Linked DNA regions of Homo sapiens: region 2 is linked to region 1. The links are chromatin loops, found by intact Hi-C in ENCODE. Cell type or tissue: PC-3. All regions are shown on one strand. Links, peaks and the distances in the headings refer to the core of each region. The heading gives the core; the rest is flanking DNA. Region 1 has its middle 34 kb from the start of LINC01846. Region 2 has its middle 100 kb from the start of LINC01846.

The links. Peaks named below come from ENCODE experiments on the same cell type or tissue, not always from the same donor. Only the 100,000 strongest peaks of a DNase experiment are listed, where the experiment ranks them.
Region 2: it touches region 1 in a loop (4-fold over the local background); 1 of 110 quality-filtered maps calls a loop at or near these places.

Annotation. Positions count from the first base shown.
Region 1 is chr5:98,187,156-98,203,734 of GRCh38, forward strand. No RefSeq gene overlaps it. Among named protein-coding and RNA genes, the nearest start is that of LINC01846, 34 kb to the left of the region's middle. In PC-3, for the core only: no CTCF peak of the experiment used is centred there; a DNase peak (open chromatin) is centred at 6,906; H3K27ac peaks cover 1,124 bases.
Region 2 is chr5:98,253,936-98,270,514 of GRCh38, forward strand. No RefSeq gene overlaps it. Among named protein-coding and RNA genes, the nearest start is that of LINC01846, 100 kb to the left of the region's middle. In PC-3, for the core only: no CTCF peak of the experiment used is centred there; no DNase peak of the experiment used is centred there; H3K27ac peaks cover 675 bases.

The DNA.
Region 1 (16,579 bases), core at 5,013-9,012:
CATGATTAGTAAATGTTCGGTGCTTTTCTTGGTAGACAATGTGTAGCCAGTGAATTTAGGGCTGCACTAAATGACTTCTAAAACCCTTTGCAGGCCTGAAATTCTGTTATGAGGAATCAATTAAAAAGAGCAAGTTTCTGATGTGTACACCCGCTCTCCTTATTTTGAGGAAACAGCAAGATAATATATCCCAATAGAACAGATTAACACGTAGACAAGATGGAGGGGGTATTGGCCTAATATTTTGAAACCCTTGCTTCACAACTTGGGCCATAAATACACAGCTGGTATATCAGGGATATTTATAAGAGTATTTGTTTTGAAATTCAAGTTTCGTTTACCTGCAGTATATAAAAATCACTTCAGATTTGTATGTATATATATATATATATGTGTGTATATATATATATATATATATATACACACATATATATATACACATATATATATATATACACATATATATATATAGGATTGTATATGGAGAATATACAAAGATGATGTGACGTCCCAGAGGTAACATTTATTTCATTATTTGAAAGAGATGTTTCAATATTACTAGAACTATAAAGCACCTTGAATCCTAGGATAAAATGATACTTCATATTTTAATATTTGGGGTAAAAATTATGTATCTCCTTACATGTTTATACTGAACCTGGAACCCAAAGAATATTTCCTAAACGCTGGTGGGCTGTATCCTGTCCCTGTTCTATAATTACTAAATCTAACATGCAGTAGGTTCACGTGACAAATGTCTATTTCTATCTGTTGAGCTGCCACTTCTCATTATTTGCTTGGATTCAAAGGGGCCTGATTGATGCAAAATTCCAAGTCAAAGCTTTTGCTAAAGCAAAACTGTGTCTATTGATACTGCAATTTGTGGGGTTCAATATTTATGAATAGTGAACCAGTCACAGGGGAAATGACTAAAACAGAAAGCATTGAGCAATAAGATAGGTCATGTCCCAAACTTTAACATAAACTTTGGTCAAAGAATTGGCTGACTCCTAGGTATCTGGAAAAGAGAGATTCTGTGTTGTATTGTTGTGCCAAAAAGTGGTATGTTAGTGGACTACTCACAGAAATGGTTGCAGACTAGAAGCTACACCATCTTGAATGTGTGCCCACCTGTGACCTTTCACTGCCCATTATGCACATCGAGGAATGTCAGGATGCACTTCAGGACATTTTCTAAAGAACAGTCTGGAGGAGTTGATAGGAAAGAAAGCTGACCTTCTTATATAGCTTAATTTTCCCTGTCAGTGCTTCATAAATACAGATATACCAACCTGCTGCCTTTCCCTCAGATACTCTGACTTAGAAAATAAATGAAGATAATTATCACTTTTAATTGCAGTTCAGAGCTCTCAATTCTTTGTCCAGGTTAGTTTTTTCTAAACTATGTATTAAGGTCAGTTGACCTTCTCTAATATAACCATATTTATTTCAATGAGAAAAAAGAAGGAAAAAAATAAAAAGTCATCCGTTTCCACCAGTTATGCATTTGCACACCCCCTACCTAGGAACGTATTCACCAACACAGATGGTCACAGTGTCGTCCTTGGGTGTTAAGTTCTCTGTTCTTGATGCTCCAGCTGTTATTTTCTAGTAATGCAGCAAGTATCTCAGAAACAAATGCTATTGAGGCATGTTTTCCCATCTGTAATACATAAAGGTGTATTTATACAATGCTATTAAGTGTGCTGTTTTACTAAGCACCTCTCTTATAAATTTTACATTCCTTGGAGAGAAATGTTTTTTCTCGTATTTCATTTGCTTTACTTACAATCTCTAATTCACTGAGTCAGATAATATTAGAGTGAAAATTACAGTGCAGGCAGATAACTCAGGCAAATACAGTGCAGAACTGAAAAAAAATTGAATTGTTTGAATTCCAATTCAAGTTTAAATCTACTAGGTAAAGTATATATTTTGATATATAAACCCTCATGAATCTCATTCCAGACTTATAAATTTTATTTCATTTACATCAACTTTCTAATCAGTTAGTGGGGCACACAAATACGCTTAGTGCACTGTGAAATGCAAGCCGTTCTCAATAAAGGCCAGACAGAAAATTTATTTTCCTTTAACAGAATTGGCAAAGCAGAAAACAAAGTTGGAACATTACTTTGAGACTTGTTTTAGCAAAGGGGTTAATGAACTCTCAAATTGTTTTCTGCTCTGCTTATGCTTTACATGAAAATCTACGATGTTCAACTCCATCCTATTTTATCCCCAAATTAACTTCTGTAATGGCAGGCTCCAAAATGTATCCTGAAGAGAATGCTGAAACAGAAAGCAATGAGCAACAATGCTGCCATTCAGGTTGCAATATAAATGACATTTACTTTGAAGAAACAGGTAACACCTCATCAATAGGCGTAGCAGTCCTATTGTAGGAAGAAGTGATGAGGAGATAATTGCTTATTGTATTACTTTTCTGGAATGGCTATGACAAGGGCCACAAACTGAGTTACTTAGAACCACAAAGATGTATAGTCACACAGTTCTGGAGGCTGGAAGTCTGAAATCAAGGTGTTCGCAGCGTAAATTCCTCCTGAAGACAGTGAGAGAAGGGTCTGTTTCAGGACTCTTTCCTTGACTGGTATATGACCATCTTCTTTTTTTTTTTTAATTATACTTTAAGTTTTAGGGTACATGTGCACAACGTGCAGGTTAGTTACATATGTATACATGTGCCATGTTGGTGTGCTGCACCCATTAACTTGTCATTTAACATTAGTTATATCTCCTAAGGTTATCCCTCCCCCCTCCCCCCACGCCACAACAGTCCCCAGTGTGTGATGTTCCCCTTCCTGTGTCCATGTGTTCTCATTGTTCAATTCCCACCTATGAGTGAGAACATGCGGTATTTGGTTTTCTGTCCTTGTGATAGTTTGCTGAGAATGATGGTTTCCAGCTTCATCCATGTCCCTACAAAGGACATGAAATCATCATTTTTTATGGCTGCATAGTATTCCATGGAGTATATGTGCCACATTTTCTTAATCCAGTCTATCATTGTTGGACATTTGGGTTGGTTCCAAGTCTTTGCTATTGTGAATAGTGCCGCAATAAACATACATGTGCACGTGTCTTTATAGCAGCATGATTTATAATCCTTTGGGTATATACCCAGTAATGGGATGGCTGGGTTAAATGGTATTTCTAGTTCTAGATCCCTGAGGAATCCCCACACTGACTTCCACAATGGTTGAACTAGTTTACAGTCCCACCAACAGTGTAAAAGTGTTCCTATTTCTCCACATCCTCTCCAGCACCTGTTGTTTCCTGACTTTTGAATGATCGCCATTCTAACTGGCGTGAGATGGTATCTCATTGTGGTTTTGATTTGCATTTCTCTGATGGCCAGTGATGATGAGCATTTTTTCATGTGTCTTTTGGCTGCATAAATATCTTCTTTTGAGAAGTGTCTGTTCATATCCTTCGCCCACTTGTTGATGGGGTTGTTTGTTTTTTTCTTGTAAATTTGTTGGAGTTCATCGTAGATTCTGGATATTAGCCCTTTGTCAGATGAGTAGATTGCAAAAATTGTCTCCCATTTTGTAGGTTGCCTGTTCACTCTGATGGTAGTTTCTTTTGCTGTGCAGAAGCTCTTGAGTTTAATTAGATCCCATTTGTCAATTTTGGCTTTTGTTGCCATTGCTTTTGGTGTTTCAGACATGAAGTCCTTGCCCATGCCTATGTCCTGAATGCTATTACCTAGGTTTTCTTCTAGGTTTTTATGGTTTCAGGTCTAACATGTAAGTCTTTAATCCATCTTGAATTAATTTTAGCATAAGGTGTAAGGAAAGGATCCAGTTTCAGCTTTCTACATATGGCTAGCGTTTTCCCAGCACCATTTATTAAATAGGGAATCCTTTCCCCATTGCTTGTTTTTCTCAGGTTCGTCAAAGATCAGATGGTTGTAGATACACAGCATTATTTCTGAGGTCTCTGTTCTGTTCCATTGATCTATATCTCTGTTTTGGTACCAGTACCATGCTGTTTTGGTTACTGTAGCCTTGTAGTATAGCTTGAAGTCAGGTAGTGTGATGCCTCTAGCTTTGTTCTTTTGGCTTAGGATTGACTTGGCAGTGCGGGCTCTTTTTTGGTTCCATATGAACTTTAAAGTAGTTTTTTCCAATTCTGTGAAGAAAATCATTGGTAGCTTGATGGGGATGGCATTGAATCTATAAATTACCTTGGGCAGTATGGCATTTTCACGATATTGATTCTTCCTACCCATGAGCATGGAATGGTCTTCCATTTGTTTGTATCCTCTTTTATTTCATTGAGCAGTGGTTTGTAGTTCTCCTTGAAGAGGTCCCTGGGATGCAAGGCTGGTTCAACATATGCAAATCAATAAACGTAATCCAGCATATAAACAGAACCAATGACAAAAAACATATGATTATCTCAATAGATGCAGAAAAGGCCTTTGACAAAATTCAACAACGCTTCATGCTAAAAACTCTCAATAAATTAGGTATTGATGGGATGTATCTCAAAATAATAAGAGCTATCTATGACAAACCCACAGCTAATATCATACTGAATGGGCAAAAACTGGAAGCATTCCCTTTGAAAACTGGCACAAGACAGGGATGCCCTCTCTCACCACTCCTATTCAACATAGTGTTGGAAGTTCTGGCCAGGGCAATCAGGCAGGAGAAGGAAATAAAGGGTATTCAATTAGGATAAGGGGAAGTCAAATTGTCCCTGTTTGCAGATGACATGATTGTATATCTAGAAAACCCCATCGTCTCAGCCCAGAATCTCCTTAAGCTGATATGCAACTTCAGCAAAGTCTCAGGATACAAAATCAATGTGCAAAAATCACAAGCATTCTTATACACCAATAACAGACAAACAGAGAGCCAAATCATGAGTGAACTCCCATTCACAATTGCTTCAAAGAGAATAAAATACCTAGGAATCCAACTTACAAGGGACGTGAAGGACCATCTTCTTCCTATATATCTTTAGATGGCATCCTCCATGTTTGCATCCCTTTGTACAAATTTCCCTTTTATAAGAACACCAGTAATTTTGGGGTAGGGCCTCACCATACTCCAGTATGACCTCACCCTCACATAAAGAATCACATCTGCCACAACCTTATTTCCAAATAAGGTCACATTCTGAGGTACTTACTGCTAGAATTTTAACATATGAGTGAGGGGGGAGCACAATTCAACCTATAACATTCATATATTTTAGGCATGTTCTCATATTTGCAAAAGTTATGAGAAGAGTATTCAACATCATGAAACACTGAAGCCGTGAGAAATACCATTATACCCCACCATAATGGCTAAGGATTCACACGTCTTTCAGTAGTAGAATGGATTTGTTTGTTGTGGAATATTCATAGTAAAACACTACATGGGAATTAAGAAGGAAAAACTGCTACATGCTACACAACGGTTGAATTACACAAACTTTGGCAAGGATGTAGAGCAACCAGACCATTGTGTATTGCTAAGGAGACTATAAAATGGTTCAACCACTCTGAAAATCTGTTTGGCATAATCTAATGCCACTTGAATTAGTCCATTCTCACACTGTAGTAAAGATACTAACTGAGACTGGGTAATTTATAAAGAAAAGAGGTTTAATTGACTCACAGTTCTGCTTGGGTGGGGAGGCCTCAGGAAACTTACAACCACGGGAAGAAGCAGCAGGCACCTTCTTCATAAAGCAGCAGGAGAGAGTGTGAGCAGAGAGCAAAGGGGGAAGAGCCCCTTATAAAACCATCAGATCTCATGAGAACAGCAGTGGGGGAAACCACCCCTATGAGCCAATCATGTTCCACCAGGTCCATCCCTCGACAACTGGGAATTACAGTTGGACATGAGATTTGGGTGGGGTCACAGACCCAAAACATATCACTACTTATCCTATGACCCAGCAAATTTCACCCCCACATATATGCCAAAGAAAAATGAGTGCATATGTGCAGCAAAGGACATGTACAAGAATGTTCAAAACAGCTTTGTTAAAATTATCAAAAACCTGGAAACAACCATGTCTTTCAACAGTAGAATTGATAAGTGAACGGTGATATATTCATAGTAGAATTCTACCCAGTGATTAAAAAAAAAAAAAAAAAACTACTGCCACACACAACATTATAGCTGATTACTGCAGGCATAATTTGGGCCAAAAAACCACAACGTAAATGAGTATATACTATAAATTTCTATTCATATGAAATTTGGAAAAAGGTAGAACTAATAGTAATAAAAACCAGAATAAGAATTACCTTTAATGGGGTGATATGGATGACAGGGGCATGAGAACAGTTCTTGTGATATACTTCATGTTCTACATCTTAATCCAGGCTGTGGTAAAGTCAGTAGATATATATGTAAAAATTTCAATATTTTTTGTATATGTGTTATTATCTAAATAAAAAAATTACAAAATACAAGAATGATAAAAAAGATTAGGTAACATGTATAGTACAGTTCTCATAAAATCATAAACAGAGTTGAAATAGCAAAAGCCAATTAGTAAAGGCAGAATCTAGTCATATCCTCCAGTTTTAAGATTTTATACCACTGGTTCAGAGGCTCAGCTATATTAGAGAATTGGGAAATTTCACTTAACCTAAGAAAACTCTTTGCTTTCTACCTGCTTAAGTTGGGAAGTAGCAGTAGTGAGATGGCTTGGTCCTCACTTTCTGCCTCACCAAGGCCTCTCTCAGACATCACACCTACACTATACTTTCCTAATTCAACACGCATTAGGAAACTCCCATTTTATGATGGGTATTTATGGAAAATATAGGACTCAGGGGGATGATTAAAGATGTCCCTATATATTACATTCATTTTCAATCTTTTACATTTGAATCAAAACTCAAGGCCCAGGCCTGAGGCATTTTCAGTTTATGCCAAAATACTATAAGGAGAATATTTCCATTGGAATGACTCAGGCTACTCACCAAATATTTACACGTCCTTTCACACCCTTACCTCTAAAGAGCTGTAATGCAACGAAGAATTTGTAAATCTGGAGATGTTCCAGAATCATATAAATCCTCATATTTTGAATTCAAAACCAAACACCTTAAAAGAGAAGACTAACCCTTATTGAAAGTATTAGGAACATTGCTTATAAATGTCAGAAAATAAAGATTGTAAATAATTTATCTAGCCCTGTGTATGTTTCACCAATGGAAGAAAGGCAACAACAATATACACATCAGGTTAGAAGTTGAACTCCACCTATTTTTAACTTTGAGTTGTGCATAGAGAAGAAGGAAATTCGTCTGGAGTCCATCAACTCATGGACAGATGTACATATGTTCTGAGTAATGCTGCAAGAAGTCTTCCTTTTTCTTTCTTTTCTTAATCAATTGCCTAATTAATTGCTTTTTTAAGCAGTAAGCATCAGGTTGCCTGAGGGCAACTGCCTTCTGATGCATAGCAGAAAAGTAATTTGTAGTTTTAAATCCATGAGATCACTTTTGAGTCAAGATTCAAGACACTATCTCTCTCTGGCACTTTTCATGGACAAAGGCACTGAAGTATTAAAAAATGTAAGGGATAAAAATGTGTGTGTAAAAAACAATGAAGAGTGAAAAAGATAATTAAATATACTAATTATTAGGCCATTGATAACTTTTAAGGAAGTAGTTTTAGTAGGGTGATATTGGAGTAAAAGCCTTTAATTATTTTATTAAAATCTGTAGTAATGACTGACATCATTGGGTGGGCTAAGTATGGACTCTACATAGATATTTCAAGCATTGCTGCTATATTTTCTGGATATTTTCTCTCTTTGATTCAGCAAAATAACTTTCACTTACCATTGACAAATGCCTCTAGTCAGGGCTGATCCCAATCAATGGTAGAATGATGGTGAGGTTTGATCCAACCACCTTTCTGTTTAGTTCTTGCTCTAAAACCCAGAGACCCAGTGCTTAGAGAGTCCTGTATGGGAGGAGCAGCTGCCTGTGTATTCTTCCTGGTTTAGGAGAATGCACAGTCTCCCAATTTATTGCTTCATTAAACTCTGTCTACTTGATCTCCATTCTACCAGACACTGAATGTGGCAGCCATGAGTGGCACACGCAGGAAACCAATGCGATGGCTTCCTGAAAAGGTACCAATCTCGGCTCAAATGATCAGTTTTTATGAAGGTACTTTAGGAAGTATTTAATATGGGAAAGTTCAAACAACATAAGGAGGGTCCATTTGAAGGTGAGGGTCTATTTCTCTTTCCCCTTCTAATCACACATCATAAGTCATTATTGGCTCTGCTTTTTTAATGCTGCCCTTGCCTAGAGTATTAAACACAAAAATAGGGAAGTAAAGGGAAGTGGAAATTATTCATCAATATTTACTCTTCTTTCTATGTGTCCAGGGCACAGACACAGAGCTGTGGCATTCTGATGCATCTCTGGTTCACCAGCTGCGGAAGTGCAGGTGTATGTTTTCTTGATACTGAGAGGTTCTGTAGATACGTTATTATTGACTTTTTCCTCTCAAGGGTCTTCTGCTCTTGATGCTTCCTGCAACATATGTAGATGTTTTATGGCAGGAAGCTATTGAATTGGGCCCACTGGGAATACTTTTATTAGAACCCAATATGGACTGAAATAAAGTCCTATTGCAATTGGGACAATTTGCAAGCTCTCCTACTTACTAGTACATTCCTAATTTCCAAAAGCTCGTCTCTTCCCTACACACAAAGCAGCCTGGGGAAATGTCGGTTGACATATGTAAGTAAACCACAGTTATGTTTCATTGTGCATGACCAGTCTATTAAGGGGTAGATTCATTATGTACTAGAGACAAAGGTATTTTCCCTCTTTCTCATTACTCTGACATCTAAAGTGCTAATAAAGGTTTTAAAATAATGTATGAGCAAGCACTGGATCCTTTCTTCTCCCAGGTCTCCCTCTTCAGATCCTCAAATCAGATCCCTGATATCACAGTATGTGAATCCCCCATTGACTGAAACTCTGGACAGCATACAGAGTGCAGTATTGCTGAAATCACTTTCCTCTGCAGCTGCAATTTAATAATTCCAAAATAGTTTATCAAGGCAAAGAAAACATAGATTTATAAGAGCATTTGAAGGAAAACTTATTCCCACCATGTCTAAACTTCTCATCAAAAAGAAATATTTAGAAAATTCAGGATATATAGATTTTTTTCTGACTTCAAACACAGACCTGTTCATTACTTTGTCCATGCTAATATTTTACCAGAATCTCTGGTGGTACTGAAACTTAACATTATAAAGTTTTGGTTGTTGATGTTATTTTTTTACATTCACCTGAAAAATGCTGAATATGACATGATCAGAAAGTATTATTCCTTAATTCACTTACCAATTGTGACATATGTTGGGAGACATTTGCACATAATTCTTTGCTAGATACTGAGTTTCTGAGAAGGGGAATGAGAAAGGCAATATTTACAAAGACTGTTTTGCTGTAGGAGACATTTTCCTAAGTTATTTTATTTCTTTCTGACAATTTATTTAAAGATAATTATAGCTATATGGGACAATTTGGCATACAGAAAAAAACATAGATGATAGAGGTAGCAGCTGAGTACTTTGATATCAAAGGTTTGTGTGAGCCTCTTTCTAATAATAAGGAATGGAAACAACCATGTTTCTCATGCACTTTTCTGAGCTATCAATTTATAAATAATTTATTTGTATTAAAACCATTACTGCTTTCTTTTAAATCAGAGGAGAATATAATTAGAAAATGTTTATTGCCACAGAAGCATAGTAATGAATTTGAAAACCTGTCCATTATCTCACAAAATCCACATAAGACATGTGCCACTTGCACATAAAACAAAGCTGTTTAATCAGTATGACTGAAAGATCCTCAATCCTCGAGGCATAAAAGGTTTAGAACAATATTGTCCTAGTGATGATAATAATAATTAGGTGCCATAAAGAATTATGTAAAACCTACAAAGCTAGTGGTAGAAATTAATGTTTTCCCCAAAGTATTAGTTACACATTGATTCTTGCAATGTTTTAGCCTAGGATTATAGGAAAAGGAAGCTTAAAACAGCATGAACAATCATCTCAGAACACATTTTTGGGAATTGTTCCTTTCTGAATTTTGGAATAATAGGAATTATAACTAGAAGAAAAGAGGAAGATAAAAGCAGAGAGGCATCTCAGTAAAAAACTGATGACCTTATTTTGTACATAGCAAAAGTTAGGCAGAAAAAAATTCCATTATTGGAACATTCAGGTTTTACTTCTCAGAACAATAGTCCCATGTTCTGTGCCACACAAGGACAAAAAAGTCAAAAATTATTCACATACATGTACAATATTAATTGTAATCAGGTGGTGAAATTTTATATTCAAATTCCTCTATTTAGCAATATTACTTTAACTATTATCAAAGTAAAGCAGAGTTTAAATTGGGACTGAAAAGATAAAAGCAAATATTGCACCACTTCATAATTCATTCTGCATAATTTTAATTGTATCACATTTTAAGGAGTAGCATCTTACTATGTAAAAAAAATGCATTTGACAAATACTTCTATCTCTGTTGATGTGACTGGATGCATTAGAAAAGATTTGTTCCAGGACAGAAAGAATTGCCTGCTTCCAAAATCTCTTTGTAAATCAGTTAGCCATAGTTCTTTTATTGTCCTTTATGGGAAGGATATTCAGGTTGTTGAGGCAAGTGTAGATTCATCAACCCTGGAAGGAACATTTTTACCCAGCCTCTCCTTGAATCAACCCTTTTTTCTGAATTATTAGTAAGCCATATTTCCAACAATTATAGTAAGTAGATCCTTGAGAAAAACAACAAAAAAATGCTCTTGACTTTTTAGTGAATGTATGCTGGGGTCATTTTCTTAATTTTAGTGATTGATTGTTCCCCAAATTCAATAATTACAGAATCTGTATGAAGAAAGCAGCTGCAAAGCTGCTGCTACAAGTAAGTAAAATATTACCCTCACATAAAAGGTCTCTCAAATGAATGGCTCTGTGCCCATTAGAGAAACTCTGTATTGTGATAAAACTACTGCAAATGTATGTGAAGAGCATAGGAATGTCAAGCAAATTCATTGTCTATAGTTATTACTTTCTTAGTTCTCTAAACTTTACTTACTAAATAATTAACACTAAAAACAAAACAAAACAAAAAAAACAGCAACAGGGAAACAATACTTTTCATTGTGATTCTAAATCTGACTTCAGCACATGTTATAGCATTATTGTTCTCTGTGCTGTGATTTTGATTCAATTACCAACATTTTGTTTCAAAATGGAGTAGAACCCAATTCTGCAGAATGTAGTGCCTTAATTACCCTTCATTTACAGTAATCCCTTTCTTTTAACCAGATTTGTACTATGAGTTAAATTTGAATAAGCACATACCAAAATATTTTATTATTTGATATTTAAATATGTGTTTACCTTAAGTACTTTTGAACAGCCTCATTGTATTCCTTGAAACAATTAAACATTATACCTTTTAAAAAATTATCTGACTATTCTTTGGATATATCTTAATGGGGGAAAAGTCAGATTTCAAATGTGTTAGCAAGATATCTTACTGTGACTTTTAACCATGAAGTTTATATTGATGCAAAGGCTCCATTTAAAAAGAAAGTTGCCATAATATGCAACCCATTTTAAATCTCAATACATAATTGACAAGGCTAATTCAGTTTCTTTGAAGGGAGGCTCAACTTCCCATCATATTTTTCCTGAAAAACCCTAATTATTATATTTTACTGGTTCTTTAGTGGAATAAACCAGCCTTTCTCTGCTGTTTAGTTTAGAGCTATAATGACTGTCCAGATACATAAACCAAGAACCGGCGAAGAGCTTGTGCCATTGTCCAGTGAATTCAAGTTTCAGGAATAGTCACATATTCATGGAACCAATGTTTATTGAACATCTACAATGGACAAGGTACATTTTTGGTATTGGAGAGCAACAATAAACAAAATAGACAACACCCCCTACATTCATAGAGCTTGCGTTCTAGTTGCAGAAACAATAACTCAGGAAAAAATTAAATATTTATTATATTCTTTATAAAATTTCTAACAAGGAATAAAAGCCTAAGAGTGAAAAAGGAACATGTGTGCATGGGGGCAGGGTGGGGGGCAGGGGTGGGGCAGTGTCTCTATATATGTTAGCCTAGGAAAAAATTGCTTCCAGATAATTCAAGAAATGCATTGAACTAATTCAGTTTATACCCTGAGAGAAACACAGCACTTTATTAAAGAATCAAAATGATGTTTCTTCCAGTGAATTCTGATGAAAATGTGGTTAAGAAACATGCTCTTCAAGAAGTATATTTGAATCTAGTATAATAAGCAGAAAACAAATCTATTACATTGCGTATTGATATGTTTGGGCTAGTTGGGTCTGTCTTTACCATTATCTTTCACAAAACTGAAAGATTCTGAGGAACAACAAGCAAGTTGTTTCACCTCAGTTGGAGGTCTAGAATTGCAAATGAATTAACAGTAAGGGAAAAAAAATATTTTGGCTCCAAACTTCAGTCCCACATGTGTTAGAGTGGATTATAAAACACACAAGAACAAGTGATCTTTCAGGTTACTTGGCAAACTAAACTTAAGCATCTTAATATAGGAACCGTAAAATAATATTGCACATTTTTGTAGTTCCAACAAGCACTTTGAATTATTTTTAAATAAATTTTTAATAAGTAGTTTTGACTGAAGGAAAACTATCATGGTAATGATGCAAAATATACTAAAAAAATAAGGAACATTTCTCACTGAAAGACACTGGAAATACATATACCTGCCTTTGAAGAGATGTCAGCACATCACATTTAAGCCATCTAGTCTGTAGAAAGACGACAAGGTATCTTATACTTTCTGTAAGATATTTAATATCCCTCTATCATTTTCCCATCAGAAGAATTTGTAAATTTCCCAAATCCGTGTTCAAGTTACTCTGCCTCTCAGGATTCTCAGAGCAGCTGCCAATTTCTAGTACCAAATGTAGAGAAGGATCTCTCATGACCATAAATCAATTCTGTCACCATTTGGGATTACATAAGGACATAGAAGGAAAGACTTTGATCTGGACACTAAATCCAATTAACAATGAGCTAGACATTGGAGCAATCAGTCCCTTTTTCAGCAATCTCTTTTCTGAAGCGTCCTTGGCCTGAGATCCATTGAGATGAAGGTCCTTGTGGGCTCAAAGACTACTCTCTCATAGCCAGTATTTGGACCTGCTCTCAGCAAGAGCCAGTGTTCCTATGATATAACCTCTTTCAGATTCTGGTCTTAGCTAAACTACATCTGGTGAAGAGTGATCTGTGTGTGAAATCTAATGAAGCACTCCACAACTGGCTTCTAAAACCTGGGTCCTGATGGAGGCAGATGAGTTTTATTAAAACGTTACCAAGCCACTAATTTTGTTATTTGAAGAGCCCCACTAAGAGTTGCTTACAGAATTCTTTGCTATTTTTCAAAGAACTAAGAAGCAAAAGTTGGAATTTTTGTTAGCGGTGTTTCATCTTTCAGATACGATCATTCTTGCTCAGCATACCCACCTTCCTCACTAAAATGAAAGGGAATAATTCCCGTAGGAGTTAAGCTGCCTCTACCAATTTCATTTTCACTAGAACCAATCAAGAAAAGACCATAACATCTTTTATTTCTCAGCAGAGTTCTTCTCTGTTCCTAAACACGGGTTACTTAGCCAATTATTGCGAACATATGGATCTTCCATATTTATATGATTTAATATCAGTGATGACAATCTATCTCAAGGGAACTGACTCATGTAAGAAAAAAAGTTTTCTGGATTTGGATTTTTCAAAAAGGTGGCCAGGGTTTTCTTCTCTAAGGGAAAATCCCCTTCAAGCTGCCTGTAGAGATGTGTTTTCTAATTATGTGTAAGGCATGCCAGGAGGGGCCTGACACCTGTGTAGGGGAGAGATTCTGAGTACTGTGGTAGTGACCAGGGTCAGGTGGCTCAGGTTAGAGATGCCAGGTGTACACGCCCCAGGCCAGTTTCACAGGCAGCCATTGTTTCCCCAAATCTAGACAAGACCAGAATGTCAGTGATGAACAACCTTGAGGGAGCTAGTTCTCACAGCGCTGTGTATCCAACTGTGTTGGAAATTACCCAGGGAAGCCTGTTTCAACAGGACTTCTAGCTGCAGTTGTAGGCCCAAAAGTTTCAAGGGAGTCTTTGAACTTGAGGATGCCTATCATTCCCGGTTTTGAAAGCTTCTAAGAACCGCTAGCTGCCAGTCACCAGGAAACAGAGAAAGGAAGTTAATAAGCTAACTCACTTTAGCCGTAATTTATTGCAGTTCATGTTTTTCCCTGTCTTTTTCGCACATTTGGAATGCAGTGTTACCACAGAAAGATCTGCTCCTCGGAATGTATTTTGAATCTTTTTTCTAATCCTTGCTTCACAGAGTTTCATAGTATCTGAAAAAAAATATATGCTTTTAGTTATTCCTGTTGGTAAAATTTCTATAGGATCTAGCCACAACAAGCTCATAGATACACCTAGAGATTAATAGACATATAGTCTAATAGACTCACCTTCATTTCTACTGACTTCTAGTGACAGGCACAGACTGCTGTATTGCATGACGCAGTGAAAGAACTTGAGAAAAATAATCCAAAATTGGAATGTGAGGCCCCATGCTGCAACTACTGCTTTAGGACCTGGGGATAGTTTTCCTAACCTTTCTACAGTTTTAGATCTATAAAGTGGCCATAATAAAACATGCCCTATATCTCAAGATGTTTGCATATGAATCAAAGGAGATAATTTATTTAAAAGCTGTTTGATAAGGGCAATATCCTGCAGAAATAAGCATTTTGATTTTTACAGATATGCTACATTCAGAGCTTTCCCAAATTTGGGTTGCCTACTATTGAATATTTTATTTCTTGGGCCTCTTGCATTTATATAATTATATAATTCTCCACTCTGGGTGATAATTATACGTATATGAAGAAAAACCCTCGATAAGGGGAAATAGAAAAGGTTGGATATCTTCCTCCCCTAATGTTGCTCTCCTGAGGGTCCAGTACCTGGCCATGGTGGACTAATCACAAGAGAAATGCACTGCAGACATTCCTTCAAGCTTCTGAGGTTTTTTTTTTTAAACTATAAAAGTCAAAGCACCATGAGAAACATGCCATCTTGAAGGGGAAAGACCCATTAATTGAACCAGGGGTGGAGTAACTTCTAATGGGGAAAAACAATAAAAGGTAGTTAAAGATAGTGTTTTCAAAAACCTCTGCTCTGCCAATTCTCATGAAAAATACATAAGTCATAGGACATTTGATTCTGGCCCTTAGGTGATTTGCAATTCAATGTGCCCAATCCTTCTGACCTCACTGACCAGAAAATAGCCAATGAAATTATTATTAATAAAGCAAATGAATGTTGTTCATGTTTTATGTTGTTGTCGTATATTAGGAGTTATTTAGGGATGAATGGGGAGTGTATGGCTGCTGAGTTGACAATGTGGTTTTAATATCACTACTGATTGTCTACTGTCAAATTTGCATCACATCACCTTATAAAGTTTCCTTCTTCATTTGAGTAATCATAATTTAATTTCATAATGGCCAGCTATTTCTATCAAAGTATTTCTTATTTTTTTATTCTTAAATTGTTTAATTTTTCTTCCAAGACTTCCTCAGAATAGATTATCTAATAAAATTATTGGAAGAATCTAGATGCTTCTTTTTTATTCCCAGTTAAGTTTTTGAGTTAAAAGTCCTGTCTTCTAGCTCATGACAATTTTTTTGTGTGTGTTCTCAGGTCACTTCTCTACTTGTTGGGCCAGTTTATCATCTCTTGGTTTTCAAAGGTACTTAAACTACAACTTCCTCTGAAAATCAAATATTCTTTCTCTTTTTCCACGTCAAATACTTGCAGAAAAAACAACATTGTGAATTCTCATTTTAAAAAAATACAGCTGTAGAAATAAGAGATATTATTTAAAACTTCCTCTGGAAGTAACATTGTAAGTAAAACTTGAAAATGAATCACTATCTTTTAAAAGTAAATGTGAATCTAAACTTGATGTATTAATAATGGAGGGAAATCAATAAGCCAATAACAAACAACCTCGTTTAAAAAATGGGCAAAAGACACAAACAGACACATCTCAAAAGAAGACATACACGTGGCCAACAAGCATATGAAAAAATACTCAATATCACTGATCATTAGGGAAATGCAAATCAAAAACAAAATGAGACACCAACTCACACCAGCCAGAATAGCCATTGCCACAAAGTCAAAAAATAACAGATGCTGGTGAGATTGCAGAGAAAAGGGAATGCTTATACACTGCTGATGGGAATGTAAATTAGTTTAGCCACTGTGAAAAGCAGTTTGGAGATTTCTCAAAGAACTTAAAATAGAACTACCATTAGAACCAGCAATACCATTACTGGGTATATACCCCCCAAAATATAAATCATTACACCATAAAGACACATGCACGTACATGTTCATCACAGCACTATTCACAATAGCAAAAACATGGAATCAACCTAGGTGCCCATCAATAGTGGACTGGATTGTTTGG
Region 2 (16,579 bases), core at 4,857-8,856, 67 kb after region 1:
GTAAGTAGTCTGTATATATCATGCAGCCCACTGCTTTTTAAAAAAATTTTATTCTTAATTTTTATGAATACATAGTGGGTGTATATATTTATAGGGAACATGAAATATTTTATGCAGGCATGTAGTGTGTAACAATCACATCAGAGTAAATGGGATTTCCATCGCCTCAAACATTTATCTTGTTTTATGTTACAAACATTCCAATCACACTGTTATATATATATTTTTATATTATTCTATATTCCATGTATATAAATACATGATTCTATGGGTTTCTCAAAACCCATAGAACAGTACACTACAACCAATGCAGTTTTTAAACTTCATTGATTTTAGCTTCAGCGGTACATGTGCAGGTTTGTTATATAGGTAAATTGCATGTCACAGGGGTTTGGTGTACAGATTATTTCATCAACTAGGTAATAAGCATAGTACCCAATAGGTATTTTTTTAATCCTCTTCCTCCTCCTACTGTCCACCCTCAAGAAGGCCCAAGTGTTTGTAGTTTCCTTTTTTGTGTCCATGTATTCTTTGTCTTTAGCTCCCATTAATAAGCGAGAATATGTGGTATTTGGTTTTCCGTTCCTTTGTTATTTCACTTAAGATAATGGCCTGCAGTTCCATCCATGTTGATACAAAAGAGATAACCTTGTTCTTTTATATGGCTGCACAGTATTCTGTGATATATATGTACCACAGTTTAGGTTGATTCTATGTCTTGGCTATTGTGAATAGTGCTTCAATGAACATATGCATGCATTTTTTTATAGTTGAATAATTATATTCCTTTGAATATGTACCCAGCAATGGCATTGTTGGGCTGAATGCTAATACTGATATAAGTTCCTTGAGAAAGCACCACACTGCTTCCCACAGTGGCTGAACTAATTTATATTCTCACCAGCAGTGTATAACCATTTCTTTTTCTCTGCAACCTTACTAGCATCTGTTATTTTTTGACTTTTTAATAATAGCTATTCTGACTGATGTGAGATGGTATCTTGTTGTTTTGATTTACATTTCTCTAATGATTAGTGATGTTGAACACTTTTCCATACGCTTCTTGGCCACGTGTATGTCTTCTTTTGAGAAGTGACTGCTCACAACCTTTGCCCACTTTTTAATGGGATTGTTTGCTTTTTGCTTGTTAATTTGTTTAAGTGACGTATAGATTCTTGATATTAGACCTTTGTCAAATGCATGGTTTGCAAATATTTTCTCCCATTCTGTAGGTTGTCTGCTTACTCTGTTGATAGTTTATTTCACTGTGCAGAAACTTTTTAGTTCAATTAGGTCCCTTTTGTCAATTTTTGTTTTTGTTATGATTGCTTTTGGAGATTTTATCATAAAATTGTTGCCAAGGCCTATGCCCAGAATGGTATTTCCTAGGTTATTTTCCAGAGTTTTTATAGTTTTAGGTTTTACATTTAATACTTTAATCCATCTTGACTTGATTTTTGTATATGGTGTAAGGAAAAGGTTTAGTTTCTATCTTCCGCATATGGCTAGCCAGTTATCTCAGCACCATTTATTTAACAGGTAGCCCTTTCCCCATTGCTTGTTTTGGGTCAACTTTTCAAAGATCAGATGGTTGTAGGTTGCAGCATTATGTATGGGCTCTCCATTATGTTCCATTCATCTATGTGTCTGATTTGTACCAGTACCATGCTATTTTAGTTACTGTAGCCTTTTAGTATAGTTTGAAGTTGAGCAAGATGATGCCTCCAGCTTTGATCTTTTTGCTTAGAAGTGCTTTGGCTATTTGGGCTCTTTTTTGGTTCCATATGAATTTTTACATAGATTTTTAAAATAATTCTGTGGAGAAAGTCATTGTTAATTTAACGTGAGTAGCTTTGAATCTATATATTGTTAAATGGCCAACTGTAATCAATCTTTTGTGTTTTTTTTTAATCTCAATTTCACTTATTTCTGCTCTGATCTTTATTTTTTTTTCTACTTATTTTGAGTTTGGTTTTCTTTTACTTTTCTAGTTATTTGAGATGCATCCCAATGTTGTTTATTTGAATCTTTTCTACTTTTTGATGTAGGAAATTATTGCTGTAAACTTTTCTCTTGTTGCTGCTTTTGCCGTATCCAATAGGTTCTGGTACATGGCATTTCCATTTTCATTTGTTTTAATAAATGTTTTAGTTTCCCTCTTAATCTATTTATAAACCTACTGGTCATTCTGGAACGTACGGTTTCATTTCCATGTCTTTTTAGTTTCCAAAATTCTTACTGTTATTTCTAGTTTTATTTCGTTGCAGTCAGACAAGATACTTGATATAATTTCATTTTTTAAAAATTTTGTAAAACCTGTTTTGTAGCCTAACATATTATTTTTCCTTGAGAATGATCCATGTGCTGAGAAGAATGCGTATTCTGCAACCATTTGATAAAATGTTTTTATATATCTATTAGATCCATTTGGTTTATAGTGCATATTAAGTTAGATGTTTCTTGATTTTCTGTCTGGATGATCTGTCCAATGCTGAGAGTAGGGTGTTAAGTCTCTAGCTTTTATTGTATTTGGGCCTATTTCTCTCTTTAGCTCTAATAATATTTGTTGTATATATCTGGGTACTCCAGCATTGGGTGCATATATATTTATAATTGTTATATCCTTTTGTGGAATGAAAACCTTTATTATTGTATAATGATCTTTTTTTTATACTTTTGAAATCTATTTTATCTGATATAAATACAGCTATTTTTGCTCTTTTTTGGTTTCCATTTGCATGGAATATCTTTTTCCATCCCTTTATTTTCAGTCTGTGTGTCTTTATAGATGAATTGTGTTCCTTGTGGACAACAGATCATTGGGTCTTGGTTTTTATTTTAATCCCTTCAGTCATTTTATATTTTTTGATTTAGAGAGTTTAGTCCATTTACAGTCAGTGGTATTATTGACAAGAATTGACAGGAATAGGAACTTATTTCTGCCATTTTAAAATTTGCTTCCTGGTTGTTTTGTCATCTTAGTTTTCTTCTTTCCTTCCTTCCTGTCTTCCTTTGTGTGAAGATGATTTTCTCATATAGTATATTTTAATTTCTTGCTTTTTATTTTTTCTTTATCTGCTGGAGGTTTTTTAATGTGAAGTTGCCATGAAGGTTGCAAATAACATCTTATAATACATTTTTTAAATTGATGACAATTTAACATTGATTTCATAAAGAAGCAAACTACCAAACAAGCAAATAGAAAACTAATAAAAACTCTACACTTTAACTTCATCCCCTCAACTTTTAACTTGTTGTTTCTCTTTATATCTTATTATACTGTCTATGTCTGGAAAAGTTGTCATACTTATTATTTTTGATAGGTTCATGTTTTAGTCTTCCTGCAAGAGATGAGAACTTTACACACCACAATTACAGTATTATAATATTCTGAGTTTTTCTATATACCTGATATTACCAGTGAGTTATGTACCTTCAGATGATTTCTTATTGCTCACTACCATATTTTTCTTTCAGACTGAAGAACTCCCTTTAGAATTTCATGTAGAACAGGTTTGGTGTTAACTAAATTCTTAAGCATTTATTTGTCTGGAAACATCTGTTTTTTCTTTGTGTTTGGAGTATATTTTCAACAGATATACTATTCTAGGATAAAAGTTTTGCTCCTCCAGAAATTGAAATATGTCATGCCACTCTCCTGGCCTGTAAAGTTTCCACTGAGAAGTTTGTTGCCAGATATATTGGAGTTCCTTTGTATGTTACATGTTTCTTTCTATTGCTGCTTTTAGAACACTTTCTTTACCCTTGATCTTTAGGAGTTTGATTATTAAATGTCCTGAGGCAGTCTTATCTGTGTTATATCTGCTTGGTGTTCTATAAGCTTCTTGTAATTGAATATTGATATCTTTTTCTAGGTTTGGAAAGTTCTCTATTATCCCTTGGAATGAACTTTCTACCACAATGTTTCTCTCTCTGTGTCTCTCTCTCTCTCTTTTTCCCTGTCTCCTCCTTAAAGACAATGACTCATATTTGCCCTTTTAAGGGTATTTTCTCGATCTTGTAGGAATGCTTTATTATTTTGTATTCCTTTTGTTTATTTGTTTCCTCTGACTGTGTATTTTCAAATAACCTGTCTTCAAGCTCACTAATTTTTTCTTCTGCTTGATCTATTCCGCTGTTAGGATACTCCAATGCTTTCTTCAGTATGTCAATTGCATCTTTCAGCTCCAGAATTTCTGCTTGGTTATTTTATATTATTTCAATCTCTTTCTTAATTTTTTGATAGAATCTAAATTTCTTCTTCTTGTTATCTTGGATTTTGTTTATCTTCCTCAAAACATCTACTTTGAAGGCTTTGTCTGAAAGGTCATATATCTCTGTCTCTCTAAGATTGGTCACTGGTGCCTTATTTAGTTTGTTTGATGAGATCATATTTTCCTGGATAATCTTGATGCTTTTGGTTGTTCACCAGTGTCTGGACATTGAAGATTTGGGTATTTATTATAGTTTTCTCAATCTAGGCTTGTTTGTAACTGTCCTTCTTGGGAAGGCTTTCCAGGTATTCAAAAGGGACTTGGGTGTTGTGATCTAAGTCTTTGGTCACTCCAGCCACATCTGTTTTAGTGGACATCTCAAGCCCAGTAATGCTGTGGCTCTTGCAGACTCATACAGGTACTGCCTTTATGGTCTTGGGTAATATATTGGAAAATTCCCTGGATTACTTGGCAGAGACTCTTGTTCTCTTTCTTTACTTTCCCCAAAGCAAAGTTTCTGTCTCTGTGCTGATCTGGAGCTGGGGGAGAGATGATACAAGCACCCCTATAGCTACCACCACTGAGACTGCACTGAGTCATACCCAAAGACAGCACACCACTGGCCCTCACTCAAGGCCCACGGCGACCACTGCTTGGCTACCACCTATGTTCACTCAAGGCCCAAAGACTTTACATTCAGAAGGTGGTAAATCCAGGCACGCTTGTGTCCTTCCCTTCCAGGCAATGTGCTCTCTTTAGCCCGTGGTGGGTCTGGGGAATCTCCTCTGGGAGGTAGGGCCTGGAGGTAGGAACCTTAGGAATCTACCTAGTGCTCTATTTGCTGCAGCTCAGCTGGCATCCAAGCCACAAGACAAAGTCCTTCTCACTCCTCTCTCCCCTTTCCTCAAGCAGAGGAGTGCCTCCTCATGACCACCACCACCCTTTACCCGAGGCAAGTATTGCCTGGCAACTCTCCATGTTTACTCAAGCCCAAGGGCTCTTCAGTGTGCTTGTGGTGAATGCCACCAGCCACGAGTCTCTCCCTTCAGGACTTTAGGCTCCTCTCTGCCCTAGTGCAAGTTCAAAAATGCCATTTAGGAGCCAATAACTGGAACCAGGGACCCAAAGAACCCACTCCGGGCTCTACCCCACTGTGGCCAACCTGGTACCCAAGCTATAAGACAAAGTCTTCTTTACTCTCTGTCTCCTTTTCTCAAGCAGAAGGGATCTCTCCCTATAGCTACCACAGCTGGTAATGTACTGGGTCACACTTGAAGCCAGCATGGCTATAAGTCTCACTCAAGATCTGTGGCAAGTACTGCCTGGCTATCCCACTGCTGATTATACAGGCCCAAGGTCTCTTTCTTCAGGCAGAAGATGATGAATTCTGCCAGGACTAGGTCCCTCCCCTCAACGCAGTTGGTTCCCTCTGGTCTAGGTTGTGTTTTAAATGTTTTCCAGAAGCTAGGGCCTGGAATGGAAGCCTCAGGACTCTACCTGGTGCCATATTCTACTGTGGCTGAGCTGGTATCCAAGTTGCAAGCAAAAATCCTCTCTACTCTCCTCTCTCCTCTCCTTAAGCAGAGGAGAGTCTGTCTTAGAACTGTAAGCTGCACTTCCTGGAGTTGGGGGAGGGCTAACACAAGCACTCCCTTAGTTGCTCCAGATGGTATCTCCCTAGGTCACATGCACTCCAAGTCCACCGGTTCTGAGCCCAGCTCTGCACTAGGACTTGTCAAGGAATTGCAATCCTTGTGGCGTAGGCTACCTTTCAAGTTTCTTTAGGATTCCAGAGCACTTCAGCCTGTGGTGGCGGGGCTTGCCACAACTCAGGTCTGACAACTAGGATGGACAATCTGCTTCTGGCTAGGGCTGGCCTAAATGCCCCCTCCATGGGCATCGGCTGAGCTCCTGTTGCTTTCCACTGTGACAGGACACCTTTGAGTTCCAATGCAAGATTCCACATCACTGCACTCTCCCTCCCCTAAGCATACAAATTCTTTCTTTGTGCCAAGTTGCTTTGCTGGGGGATAGAGGAGGAGTAGTATAGATGATTCAAGACTGCTTTTCCTATCCTTTTCAGTTCTCTTTCTTTAACATGATGTTAAAATCAGGTACTGTGATCACCCCTCACTCACCTAAATTTTGGTTCTAATGAAAGTGCTTTTTTTGTGGATAATTTTTCAGTGTTCCTGCTGGGAGGACAATTGCTAGAGTCTTCTATTTGGCCACTGTGCTCTACCTCCCCTATCATTTTTTTTTTTTTAACTTTCACGTATTGATTGAGCTGCATTTTATTTTTCAATAAACACTGGGATCAATTTTTTTTCAGTTTTTCCCCCGAAAAACTAATCAATCATCCCCAAACCAATACCATATATTAAGTAAACTTTATGGAATTACCTGAATAATCTATCTTCTTTTCACTAATTTTTTATTAATATTACCAATGTATATTTGTAATATTATACATTTATATATAATGTATAATATATACTTATATCTATTTGATATATATAGGTAATATATAAAATGAATTATATATATATATAGAGAGAGAGAGAGGGCACCTATATGTGTCAGGCACTGTGATAAATCACTGGTGAACACAGACAGTATCCTTTCCTTCAAAGAATTTAAATTTTAATGGGATACATATTTTTTAAAGTAAACATATAATACATAAAACACTGTACTATGTAATTTATAATAATAACTAACATTTATTGAACGCTTACTATATACCTGACTCTGTTCCAAGGGTCATCAATCTATTGCCTGTGGCAATAGTAAGCATTCTGTTTTCACATAGACAATAAATCCAGTAAGCATTCTGTTTTCACATAGACAATAAGCTAAAACTAAATCTACATTTTTAAGGGATTGTGGGAAAAAGGAAAGAAAGAATGAATAATATGAGAGACAAATTATACATGACTCACAAATCCTGAAATATTATCTCTGTGGCCTGTTATAAAAGAAGTTTATTGACCCCTGTTTAAACCTTCTAAATGTACTCATTTAATTTTCACAGTAAGCATTAAAGTGGTTAATATTATTACATAATATGTAAGCTCTACTATTCTTCCAGATGAGAAAACTAAAGCAAAAAGAGTTTCCTATAATTATCACAGAGGAAGTAAACAGGCTACTGAACTTCTAAATGAGGATCAGGAATGAGGAGGGTTAAGACAAAAAAGGAAGAGTTTTCTGGAAAAACTATTCAGATTTACTTTTTTGAAAGTTGAGATTACAGTCAGATGTGGTGGCTCACGCCCGCAATCCCAGCACTTTGGGAGGCCAAGGGGGGCAGATCACGAGGTCAGGAGATCGAGACCATCCTGCCAACATGGTGAAACCCCATCTCTATTAAAAATACAAAAATCAGCTGGGTGTGGTGGCACGCACCTGTAGTCCCAGCTACTCTGGAGGCTGAGGCAGGAGAATCGCTTGAACCCAGGAGGCAGAGGTTACAGTGAGCTGAGATCACACCACTGAACTCCAGCCTGGGCAAAAGAGTGGAACTCCATCTCACAAAAAAAAAAAAAAAAAAATTGAGATTACCTGTGAATTGAAAGAACAGGGCTCTATGCCCTATTGTTGAGAAGCTCAAACATACAGTATTTGGATACATACATAGGAACCAGGTAAAAAGATGAGAAGCAGCAGACATAAGAATAGAAGGAAACAGAAATAAACAGAAGCCAAGAGAAGAGAGTGTTTTGAGGAGGGCAGAAAACATTTCGTATTGTTGTGCAAGACCAGAAATAAGAGCCAGTAGGCGGCTTGAGGTTCTAGCCTAAAGGACAGGGCATAACTGATCAGGGCCAGCTACCTTTATGTCTTATTCTATTATGCCTTCAGTTAACATAAAGGGGGTAGCAGGATGACCAAGTCCTAATAAGGAGCCACTCATACGACCTTTTTTTCTCTCTAGAGAAAAGGTACCATAAGTAATACTACTTTCTGAATTGAGAAACACGAAAAAAAATTAATAAATTATAACACAAAACAAATAAAAAGCAAAGCTCTTATGTAAGATTTTACCCAATAGTAACAGGTTTCTGTGAAAGATTTTGGAACATGACTCCTCATTACCTTCCTCTTCCTCTCCAATATTAACTTCAATTTACCTTCACTTTCTGAATTAAACAGCTCCTTTTAGTTTACAGGCGGCTGGGTGCCAGTGAGACTGGGGTCTTGGTTAGGGTCCTGGTAGAGAGAACTGGTATAAAGGATTTCTCTGAGATAAGCAGGGGAGCCAGCAGAGAAATGTTCAGACCAATGTCTGGAATCCTGAGAAAAGATCAACATCAGGTTTCCATACATGTGCTGGTTCTCCTTAGCCCCCAAGAGACCAAAACAAACAAACAAAAAGACAAACAGATAGACTGAGACATCCTTGGCTCTAAAACTGGGAGATTTACTGGCTGCTTCTGAATATGCCATCAAAGGAGTGGAAACCTACCTACTTTAATATCATTGACACACAGGATAGACACAAGTGCTTCATCTTTCATCTCCTGTTAAGACAAAAGTAATTTAGCATTCCCTAACATGAAACCTTAGCTCTAGAGAGCAGAAAACAAAAATACCTAAACATTACATAGGGTCCCAAAAGCCAGAGAAAGGAAGGGCAGTAAGAATAAACAGAAAATACCAGCAAAACAGATCTGCTGGAGGAGACACATGACAGTGTGATTTAAGATAATGAGAACATTAGCAGAAGTCCAGGCTTACTATATACACACCAAAGACTTTCTGGAGAAAAACAAGCAAACAAAATGCTTTTCTAAATCAATAATTCAATAGGTAAAAATGAAAGAAAACCTGGCCTGTAATGTCATCCTTTATAAATCCCTACCCATTATTCTTGTATTCTAATTGGAATCTGAAACATTTGCACATTTCCCCTTTATGTTCTTATGAATCCAAGAACAATGAGATGATGACTTTGATTCACATGCAAAAAGTGTTTTAAATTATTATTCCAAGCAATCATTGTTTTCAAAAATCTTTCTCTAGAGGAGGCTGAAAAGCCTCACTTAGTCCCTGAATACTTATATTTCATTGTAAGAGCATCCTGTATTGAAGTCACAACTGATCGAGTAGGGTATTTATAAAGGACGACATCACAGTCATACATTGCTTGACAATGAGGATATGTTCTAAGAAATTTGTCATTAGGCAATTTTGTCATCATGTGAACATCACAGAGTGTATTTACACAAACCTAGATGGTATAGCCTCCTACACATCTAGGCTATGTGAGATAGCCTATTGCTCCTAGACTGCAAACCTATGCAACATGTTACTGAATACTGTAGGCAACTGCAACATAATGCTAAGTATTTGTGTATCTAAAAATATCTACATATAGAAAATGAATAGTAAAAATACAGTATAAATACAGTAAACACGATAAACCTGTAGAGGACATTTAGCATGAACAGAGCTTGGTGGACTGGAAGTTGTTCTGGGGGAAGCCAGTAAGTTGTGAGTAAATGGGAAGGCCTGGAACATTACTGTGCCCTTTATGCTACTGGCAGCAGAGTAAGTTTGTTTCTACCAGCATCACCACCAACACTCCAGTAACATATTACCCTATGATGTTACAACAGCTGCTATGTTACTAGGAGATAAAAATTTTTCAGTTGGATTATAATCTCCTATGGCCAACATCATAAATGTGGTCCATCACTGACTGAAACTTTGTTATGCAATATATGTCTGGAATGTGTTTCTTAAATATATATGTATATTTCATCTGAACTGAGAAGCCTAGAATGAACACTTCTTTTCATGAATGAGGACTATTGTCAACTAAGTGTAATAATCAGAGCATTATTCTCAATATTATTTGTTGTTATGTCATTATTGGATCTATTTGACACCTTATAGCAGAAATAATTAAATCTTCGTTACTCCTTAATGAGCTCTGAATTTTCTCTCTCTTTTGAATGTGGAATGTGGATTGGAGTACAAAAGAATATGAGTATGAGAGGAGAGCGCCAACCAGAAATGATGTAGGAATTCTCAGAAACAAACATCAGAAAAAATGCCCTGTTTACAAACTTAAAAGATGCAAATTGAAAGGGTTTTACATCTAAGAACCCAAGAAGTAGACAAAAGTTTCAACCGACAGACAAAACCTGACAGAACTATCAGTTGCATTCTCATGGCACTTCTGTTAACTTTTTGAAGGGTAGTGTTATTTCTAGTTTCAGCATTAACAAGAAGAGAATAAATACTAATATTACATAGATATAATAATTATAATTTAAATTTTCTGCCATCTGGATGTAAAATTTGGCATTCTTGGGATGGTTTTAATTTAAAAATGTTTAACATGGCTAATGGCAATTCCCTTATGATAGGTTGAATTATTAAAAAAAAAATCCAACTACTAGATATGTATAGGAAGTACATTTAAATGAAGTTAAAAGTGGAAAAAAATTGCTGTACAAATATCTAACAGGAAAAGAAAATAGGTGAGTCATATTAATATTAGATAAAATGGTATTCAAAGCCAAAGAATAAAAATGAAGACAAAGACAATATCTTTAAAATGTAATCTTTCCTAAAATAATGTGTGGATCTAATTTTATTCTAATTAGAAATAAAATTTTGGCATACTTGCTGTTACCAGTATTAATAATATTTTTAAAATAATATGGAAAATTGAATGAGCAAAAATTACCAAAAAAATGGAAATAAGAATCATAAAAGATGGCTTGCTGTACAAGATTATTGAAATTTAATATAAAGTTACCATAACAAAAATGTAAACACAGTTTGGCAAATAGGTCAATGAAATAAACCAAAATCCAGAAATAAATCAAGTATATGTAGAAAACATATGGCAAAAGTGTCATTCTAATTTGGAGAAAAATAGATTATTTAATGAACGGTACTGGCATAATTAGCTGTTTCTCTAAAATAAACAAAAATTAAGACACTGCTTCATATTACATAAAATTAATTTCTAGATACATTAAAATCTAAATATAAAATAATTAAAAATATTAAAATAATGTGTAAAAGAACATTTGCAAGCCTTCAGATGAAGTCTTTTAGCAAGATACTAAATCTGAAAGGAAAGACTGATAGATTTAACAACGCAAATATCTTGAGTTATAGTTTTACACCATAAGCAGAGTCCAGAGAAAAATACAGAACAATAATTTTTGCAGCATACATGATTAATTTTCTAAGTGCTTATAAAATATAAAAATAATCTGACAGAAAAATAGATAAGAGAAAATGCAAATCACCAAAAACTTGAGAAAACGTGCTCAACTTCATTACTAGTTAATAAAATGCAAATAAAACAGCAGAGATGTCACTTTATATTCATTTGTGGAAAAACAATTCTTTTTAAAATATTAACATCCAAATTGCTCAGCTTGTGCAGAAATGTTGGCTGGCTAATGGAATTAAAATCTTCAGGAATATCAAAAAACATCTTAGGAACTGTTCAAAAATGAAGTAAAAAAGACTGATAACTAAATTCAGAGTAGGAGTCTGAACTGGATTGTTTTGCTGTGAAGAACATTATTGTAACATCTGGCAAAATTTGAGTCAGGATTGAATAGTATGAATCAGTGTTAATATAACCAATAATTATATTTTAGTTATGTAAGGAGAATGACCCTCTTTGTAGGAAATATAAGGTTAAGTATTTGGGAATATACAGACATGATTTCAGCAACTTAGCCTAAGCAATTTGTATTTTCAACCTTTTTCTAAATTTCAATTTTTTTTTCTCTCTCTCTCTCACTCACCCGTCTCTAGCACAGCAAATAAACTTTTAGAAATCTATCCTATAGAAGTGGAATTGACAAAGTTATTTATTTCTCGTGGAGATGTTAAAAATCTACACAAAAATTGACTGAAGATGGATTAAAGACTTAAATGTAAGACCTAAAATCACAAAATCACTAGAAGAAAACCTAGGCAGTACCACTCAGGACATAGGCATGGGCAAGGACTTCATGACTAAAACACCAAAAGCAATGGCAACAAAAGCCAAAATAGACAAATGGGATCTAATTAAACTAAAGAGCTTCTGCACTGCAAAAGAAACTATCTTCAGAGTGAACAGGCAACCTACAGAATGGGAGAAAATTTTTGCAATCAATCCGTCCGACAAAGGACTAATATCCAGAATCTACAAAGAACTTAAACAAATTTACAAGAAGAAAACAAACAGCCCCATCAAAAAATGGGCAAAGGATATGAACAGACATTTCTTAAAAGAAGACATTTATGCAACCAACAGACTTATGAAAAATGCTCATCATCACTGGTCATTAGAGAAATGCAAATCAAAACCACAATGAGATACCATCTCACACCAGTTAGAATGGCGATCATTAAAAAGTCAGGCAGCAACAGATGCTGGAGAGGATGTGGAGAAATAGGAATGCTTTTACACTGTTGGTAGGAGTGTAAATTAGTTCAACCATTGTGGAAGACAGTGTGGTGATTCCTCAAGGATCTAGAACTAGAAATACTATTTGAACCAGTGATCCCATTACTGGTTATATACCCAAAGTATTATAAATCATGCTACTATAAAGACACATGCACACATATGTTTATTGTGGCACTATTCACAATAGCAAAGACTTGGAACCAATCAAAATGCCCATCAATTATAGACTGGATAAAGAAAAGGTGGCACATATACACCATGGAATACTATGCAGCCATAAAAATGGATGAGTTCATGTCCTTTGCAGCGACATGGATGAGGCTGGAAACCATCACTCTCAATAAACTATCACAAGGACAGAAAACCAAACACCACATGTTCTCACTCATAAGTGGGAGGTGAACAATGAGAACACATGGAGATAAGGAGGGGAACATCCCACACCAGGGCCTGTTGGGAGCTGGGGGGCTGGGGGACAGATAGCGTTAGGAGAAATACCTAATGTAAATGACGAGTTGATTGGTGCAGCAAACCAACATGGCACATGTATACCTATGTAACAAACCTGCACGTTGTGCACATGTACCCTAGAACCTAAAGTATTATAATAATTTTTAAAAATCTAGACATCTTTCAATAAGTTAAGAATTAATTAAATTATTATACATCTATATTATAGAATGCTTTGTAGCTATGAGAATGAATTAAAGCTACATGTGTTTAATTTCCACATCTGACCATGAAGGACTTAGGGAGACCAATGCAAAGAAATCTGTAGAGTATTGCTAGAGTCCAGGTGAGTACCTTGTCCTACCTAGAGAATGATTGCACAGGTAAAGAGAAAGATGCTAAAAACTTATAGGAGGTGGAGCAAGATGGCTGAATAGAACCTTCCAGTGATCATTCCCCTCCTCCAGCTGGAGCACAAAATTAAACAATCATCCACACAAGAGAGTACTTTCATAAGAACCAAAACTCAGGTGAGTGGTCACAGTACCTAGCTTTAATATCATATCAAGGAAATAGGCCCTAAAAAGGGATCAAGGACAGTCTTGAACTGCCAACCTCCAACTCCCCACAGAGCAGCTTGGCATAAAGAGAGATCTGTGTGCTTGGAGGAGGAAAAGTGCAGCGGTTGTGGGATTTTCCTTGGGAACTCAGTGCTACCTTGTCACAGCGGAAAGCAACACAATGCAGAATTCAGCTGGTGCCCATGGAGGGAGCACTTAAATCAGCCCTGGCCAGAGGGGAATTGTCCATCCTGTTAGTAAGAAGTTGAGTTCTGGCTAACCCGACCACTATGGGCTAAAGTACTCTGAAGTCCTAAGTAAACTTGAAAGGTAGTGTAGATCACGAAGACTGAAATTCCGAGGCATGTCCTGTCGCTGAACTGAGCTTAGAAAGAGTGGACTTGAGGTGCATGCAAACTAGTGAGACACCAGCTGAGATGACCAAGGGAGTAATTGTGTCACCCCTATCCAAACTTCAGGCAGCACAGCTCACAGCTCTGTGAGGAGAGAAAAGAGTAAAGAGGATTTTTATCTTGGAGCTTTCATACTGGTTCAGCCACAGTATAACAAAACAGCAAGCAGGGCCCTGAAGACCCCATTCCAGGCTATAGCTCTCAGAAAACATTTCTAGACCCACCCTGGGCCAGAAGGGAACCCACATCCTAAAGGCAAAAAAAAAAAAAGAAAAAAAAACCCAGTCTTGGCAGAATTCACCACCTGGTATGAAAGAGCCCTTGGGCCTTGAATAAACATCAGTGATAGGCAACAGTAACTATGGGCCTTGGACAAGACCCAGTATTGGGCTGGCTTCAGGTATAACCTCACACATTTCCAACTGTGGTGGCCACAGGAAGGGACCCTTTCTGCTTAAGAAAAAGGGCAGGAAAAGTACGAAGAACTTTTTCTTAAAATTACGGTTCCAGCTAAGCCACAGTAAAATAAGACAAACGGGAGATTCCTAAAGTCCCTGATGCCAGGCCTTTGCTACTGGAAGGACTTTCTAGACCTGCCGGAAGCCATAAGGGAACACGCTGCCGCAGGCCTTGGGTGAAACACAATATTGTGCTGGCTTCAGGTGTGACCCAGCACAGTCCCAGAGGTGGTGGCCATAGGAGAGCTTGTGTCACCCCTACCCCAACTCCAGGCATCACAGCACAGAGGGAGAGACTCCATTTGTTGAGGGCGGGAGGTTGGGGGGATAAGGGAAGAAAACAAGAGATTCTTCCTGGTAATCTGGGGTGTTCACCTGTATCTTAACCAAAAATACCAAAGAAGTACTTCTAGAACTCCAAAAAAGTTACAGCATTACTGGGCTTGGGATGCCCTCTAATGCATATGCCCCTTAATGCTGCAGTGACCAAAGACTTAGATCACAACACTCAATTCCCTTCGAATACTTGGAAAGCTTTCTCGAGAAGGATGTGTACAAATAAGCCCAGACTCCAAAGATTAGAATAAATACCAAACTTTTCATTAACTAGAAATTAATTAACAACCACAATCACGTAGACCATTCAAAAAAAAAAAAAAAAAAAAAAAAAAAAAAATATATATATATATATATATATATATATATGACATCACCAGATGAAACAAATAGGCACTGTGACCAGTTCTGAAATTATAGAGATATGTGGCCTTTAAGACAGATAATTCAAAATAGCTGTTTTTAGAAAGATAACAAAATCCAAGATAGCACAAAGAAAAAATTCAGAATCCCATCAGATAAACTTAACAAAGAGATTGAAATAATTTAAAAGAATATAGCAGAAATTCTCTAGCTGAAAACTGCATTTGACAAACTTAAGAACGCATCAGAGTCTCTCAATAGCAGAACTGATCAAGCAAAGAAAAAATTAGTGAGTTTAAAGACAGGCTATTTGAAAATACACAGTCAAGGAGACAAAAGAAAACAAGTATTTAAAGTATCCCTACAGGATCTAGAAAATAGCCTAAAAAGGACAAATCTAAGAGTTATTGCCTTAAACAGGAGACAGAGAGAGATTGGGGTAGAAAATTTCGTTAAAAGGATAATAACTAAGAACTTTCCAAACCTAGAGAAATACATCAATATTCCAGTACAAGAAGGTTATAGAACACCAAGCAGATATAGCACAAATAAGATTACCTCAAGACATTTAAAATCAAATGTCCAAAGGTCAAGGATAAAGAAAGTATCCTAAAAACAGTAAGAGAAAAGAAACAAATAACATATAAATAAGTTCTAATATATCTGGCAGCAAATTTCTCAGTGGAAACTTTACACACCATGAAAGAGTGGCATGATATATTTAATGTGCTGAAGAAAAACACTCTGATCCTAGAATATTATATCTAGCAAAAATATTATTTAAACATGAAGGAGAAATAAAGATTTTACCAGACAAACAAAACAAGGATTTCATTAATACCAGACTTGTCCTACAGGAAATGCTAAAGAGTTCTTCAATATGAAAGAAAAGGACATTAATGAACAATAAGAAATAATTTGAAGGTACAAAACTCACTGGTAATAGTAAGTACACAGACAAACACAGAAAATTAGAATGTTTTAATTGCAGTGTGTAAACTACTCATATATTGAGTAGGACAACTAAAAGACTAATCTACCAAAAATAATAATTACAAAAATGTGTAACACATAGACAGTATAATAAAAATAGAAAGAACAAAGAGATAAAAATGGGGGTGAGAATGAAATTAAAGTATAGAGATTTTAATAGTTTTCTCTCTGGTTGTTTGTTTGTTTCCTTCTGCAATCAGTATTAAGTTGTCATCAGTTCAAAATAATGGATTATAAGATGTTATTTGCAAGCCTCATGGTAACCTCAAATTAAAAATCCTACAAAAGATTTGAAAAAGATAAAGCAATATATTAAAATATAGCACCACAGAAAATCGCTTTCACAAAAAGGAAG